2 separate regions of the Mus musculus genome follow, and region 2 is linked to region 1. A link is a loop called in an ENCODE intact Hi-C map of the cell type or tissue named here. Cell type or tissue: gastrocnemius. All regions are shown on one strand.

What was found. A loop is a pair of places that touch in the nucleus more often than their neighbours do. Peaks named below come from ENCODE experiments on the same cell type or tissue, not always from the same donor. Only the 100,000 strongest peaks of a DNase experiment are listed, where the experiment ranks them.
Region 2: a loop joins it to region 1, with 4 times the contacts of the local background. A loop is called at or near these places in 20 of 42 quality-filtered maps.

The regions. Positions count from the first base shown.
Region 1 is chr10:57,481,231-57,483,730 of GRCm38, reverse strand. All of the region lies in intron 3 of 4930467K11Rik (RIKEN cDNA 4930467K11 gene), which reads left to right. Among named protein-coding and RNA genes, the nearest start is that of 4930467K11Rik, 3.9 kb to the left of the region's middle. In gastrocnemius, no CTCF peak of the experiment used is centred here; no DNase peak of the experiment used is centred here.
Region 2 is chr10:57,531,159-57,533,658 of GRCm38, reverse strand. It overlaps Serinc1 (serine incorporator 1), which reads left to right and starts at 1,130. Exons shown (of 9, transcript NM_019760.3): 1 at 1,130-1,302. The coding sequence starts at 1,264. In gastrocnemius, no CTCF peak of the experiment used is centred here; a DNase peak (open chromatin) is centred at 1,130; H3K4me3 peaks cover 1,737 bases; H3K27ac peaks cover 1,743 bases.

The DNA of each region.
Region 1 (2,500 bases):
ACGACCTCCAACTCTGGATTAGTTGTTCCTCCCGTGGGCTCCCATAGCTTGTAGAGCTCTGGCTTCATATAGTTTGTCATACTGCAGTTGCTCATTTGCTCTGCAGCACCCTCATTGGTCTGGTAGACTACTTACCTTGTGTACCCCATGTGTTTAGCACTAAACACAGTGCTAATAACTTAGGAACTGCTTGATAATATTTATCACATGAATCATCTCAGCCTTAAAAAGTCATTTGGATAAGATATAGTTTACCTAATCACCAGAAAAGCCCTTTTAACTTATTGTCAGGCAGTACAAACCTTTTTTGTTGACTAAAGAGGAAATGGGGAGTGGAGGGGTGGTTATGATTAGTTCAAATTGGAGTTATATGGCTAAGGAGCTATTAGCAGCAAGAAAACATCAGATTCTCGAAAAGGCTAGATAATAATGGAATGTCATTAAAACCTAGGTTTGAGGTCATCTGTGACGTCAAAACAATACCAGTAGCAAAATGCTTAAGCACCCTTGGGAGGCATTTCTGCAAGTGGAGAACTCAAAAGAAGACTAGAAAAGTTCACTAAAAAAAATTTCAAGAAGACTGATGCCTCGCTTTGATTTCTATCACTGTGATAGAACACCACAACATTGGTAGAAAATAGTTTATTTCAGCTTAAAGTTGTAGTCCATCCTGAAGTGTAGTCAGGGCAAGGGCTCAGTGCAGAAACCTGCAGGCTGGGACCAAAGCACAGGCCATGGAGGGATGCTGCTCACTGGCTTGCTCTTCACAGCTTGTTCAACCTGCTTTCTTAGAGAACCCAGGACCACCTGTTCAGAGGTAGCACTTTACTGAGTGAGCTGGGGTCTCCCACATTCATTATTCATCAAGAAAATACCCTACAGACATGCCTACAGGTAGTCCTATGGAGGAATGTCTTCAGCTGATAAATCCTCTTCCCTGTTAAGTCTAACTTGTGTCAAGTTATGAAAAAAATAAAATAAAGTAAAACCAACCAGAGAGATTGGCCCCTTGTCAATTTGGCACACCAACACAACTCGCCCCAGTACAGGGGAATGCCAGGGCCACGAAATGGAGTGGGTGGGTAGGGGAGCAGGGTGGGGGGGAGGTATAGGGAACTTTTCGGGATAGCATTTGAAATGTAAATAAAGAAAATATCTAATTTTAAAAAAGTAATCTCTTCTTTTTTGTTTATCTTTAAGATCCCATAGTAATATCAATATAATAATATAAACATCCCAACTTTTAAAAGGTTATTTATTAATTGTGGGTGCATGAAAATCAAAAAGAAGTTAAACATCTTATTTTAAGAGGGAAACAAATCAAAGTCCAGTCACAATCAAATTAAAGCAAAACCAAGCTTCAACGGTGTAAATCAAATCCTATAGCTCAATGTCTTGCACCTGCGGATTCCTTACGACGTTCTGGGCTCCAAAGAGCTTGGGCAGCTCCACCTGTCAGGGTCTGCCATTCACAGAGCATACAGCTTCTCTTGGAACATAGGCCAACAGCATTTGACACTTGCTGCTTTTTTTTTTTTGCAGTGTCCGGTATGTTTGGGTCTGTACTGCACCTTAGGTGAACCTTCACGAATAGCCACTTCTGGGCCCTCTCCAGGGAGTGCCAAGCCTCAGCTCCTCTCTCTAACCCTTTAAATCCCGGGGTTGCCACTGTAAGTGAGGCTGCACCTTCACCAACGCCCTCCCCACCCGGCTCTCACAGTGTCAAGCCTCAGCTATTCTCCAGAATCCCTTCATGCCTTTAAAAGCAATGTCACCTAGGAGACTTTTACACACTACCAAATCCACCTGACAGCATGAGTTGCAGCCTTGGCCCTGTCTGGACCACAGCAGCTCTGTGCTGACCAGGAGAAAATACTTCAGCTTCAATGATGCTGACGTCTTCTTAATCACACAGCTGACTTAACCCATGCTAACCTGGGTCATTTGTTCCAGTAAAGTTTCACTTCACTGGTATTGGTCTCTTTTTAATCCCAGCCGATTCTTTAGCTCCAAATGGCAACACCAAATTCTTAATACAAAACATCACATGAACGGCTCCTCTAGAAACTTTGAGGGATTCTCAAACTTCCCTCTGAAGTGCCCCAAGTCAGACCTCCATTGTCTCCAAGACAATGCCCTGTTCTCACAGTTATCTTCCAAGTCTCCACAACAGCTCATTAATCCCTAAACACTCATTCACTCATTGTTTTTGCCAGCCTTAGAGTTCAAACTCCTTCCATAACCCTCCCCTAAATAACACAGACAGATCTGTCAAGTCATTCCCTGCTCTTGGTTCCAACTTTTGTCTTAGTTTGCTTTTTACTGCTATGATTAAACATCACGACCAAAAGCAACTTCAGGAGGAAAGGGTTTTATTTCAACTTCTGGTTGTAGTCCATCCTAAAAAGAAGTGAGGAGTTTCAAAGCAAAGAACCTGGAAACAGGAACTGAAGCCAGGGCCATGGAGAAGTCCTGCTTACTTGTTTGTTCCTATGGTGTG
Region 2 (2,500 bases), 50 kb before region 1:
TCTTCCATATCTATCTCCAACTACAAATGGACTCACTGAACATTTTGTAGCTCTGTGTGTTCTGTTTTTTTCTTTTTGTTTTTTGTTTTTTGTTTTTTGAATCTTGAACTTCCAAATACTAGGGAACGGATACCAGAGACTTTACAGATTTGCATGCTCAAAACACACAGGCTGATTATCTTCTGTTTTCAATTTTATCCCCACTCTTTGGTCTGTGTTAGTTAACAGTTGTAGTTCTGCCAGATTGATAAGGGTTACTCCACCCCTCTATATGCGTTTTTTGTCAATTTTATGAGACATCTTTATTTTAAAATATTTATAGTAATGGGTATTTCAAAGTGATGTCTGTGTACCAAACTCTTCTCATGGAATGTTTTCAAGGGCAAATTACAGAAAAATAAGAATCGACACTTTTCTATGAACACAGCCCAAACATACACATCAAAACAAGGATGTCAATTGTATGTCCGGATAGCTGTTAATAAACCCCTATACTATAATAAATGTCTTAACTAAGTGAACCCTTTTTCAAGTACATGTTAAAATGTGTCTCAATAGTAAACAAAAGAACGGAAAGGCCCAAACTTGCGGGGGAAATACACACACACACACACACACACACACACACACACACATACACACACACACACACACACGCGCGCATATATATATACGGACACATATATATGTACACACAGATATATATTATATACATATATACATACATATATGTATATATATGATATATAACATACATACACACACACACACACACACACACACACACACACATATATACACACACCAGTGAAACTTGTTCCACATAGTGGCTGCAGGAGTAAAATATGTATGTTAGTAGAACAACAACAAAGAAAACAAAACTAAAAAGGGGACTTTAGTGGAAATGAGATGGCTAAATCCCAAGAGGAACCAAAAAACAGTAACAGTAGCTCTTCTAACGTCCAAATTCAAGACAATGACAGAGGCCTTCCCTAACACAGTCTTCTTTACTTGGCAAAGTAGGCCCACTCCATGAAGCCACAAATCTAGCATCGCTGAAGACCACGCCCTTCCTCTCGGCGCATTGCGCACGCCCGGCAGCAGTCACCGGGTCCAGGTCTGAGCGGAAGTGACGCACGCGAAGCTGAGGGGCTTGTGCGTCTGCGCCGGAAGTGCCTGCCAGACAGTAAATAAGCCCAGAAAAAGGACGAAAGAAGCTGTCTCCATCTTGTCGGCACGCGCCGAGCTGGTGACGCGGCGGCGATGGGGAGCGTTCTGGGGCTGTGCTCCGTGGCGAGCTGGGTAAGGCGACCTGGGGCTCGCGGCCCGTGCGAGCTGGGTTTATCCGCCCTCCTCCGGTCTTTGCGGCTCCGCTTCGGGGCTGGAGCCTAGTGAGGGTGAGGCCGGGCGGAGCGGGGCGTCTCCCGAGCAATGGCTTTCTCTCTCGTGGGAGCCTCGGCCGTCGCCGTTCCAGCTCCTTCCTCCCACGGGCACTGAGTTTCTCCTTGTCACCCCGATTCCGGCGACCTCGCACTGCGGCACTGTCATTCCCGGAGGCCTCTTTTGTTCTGACACGCAGCCGCCAGGGAGTCGGGCCCGTTATTTGGGACATCTCGACAAGTGTCGACGTAGTCTTACCGGGTTTTTTTTGTTCTTGTTTTTAATACAGAAGTCAAATTCCCTTACTACGTACCTTTTTCGGTTTTGTTTGCTTTGATTCTTATATTTCCAAATTTATGTTTCTAGAAAAGGTGTTCAGGTCTGTGGGTACTGATTTTTTTTTTTTTTGACGTAAAACATGAACGTGCAATCTGAAAGTTGATGCTATAGGAAGGGTATGTTGCATTTTCGTGAGGCAGTACAATCCTCTAGAACAGTGGCAAGATTTCGTAAACCAGATGGCACAGATGACCCCGTTCTCTAATAGACAAAACATTGGCAGAGCAGTTTATAATAAAAAGCTTCATTGCTTTGGGTGAGGTATTTGGATTCAAATCTTATTCTTTGGCCAATGATTTCTAAGTTTAACTCGGAACAATCTTTTTTAACTAAATCATCCCTTTGTGTATATGTAACCAATGTACTGGCTAGTTTACATGCCTCATCATTTGAAAACTGCTTTGGTATGATATGACGAGAATTATGCTTAGTTTTTACTCAATACTGTTTGTAAGTCCAATGAGCTATTCCCTTATATTTTGCTATTTGCAGTTGGATAAGGAAATTTGACCTCGGAGAGCCTAATTGAGTCTGTTGACCCCTTTATACAGAAGGCAAAATTAAGTGTAGTAAAACTTAATAAATAGGAGCTGGGGAGATGACTCAGCTTGCTGCTTTTGCTAGATTATGGAGTTTAGTTACCAGCACCCACACATTCGGCAGTTCACTGCTTGTAACTCCAGTTCCAGGGAATCTCACACCCCCTGTCTACTCTCCACTGACAGTTGGCTCCCATGGGCACATACTCCCACACATAAGACACATATGCATACACATAACA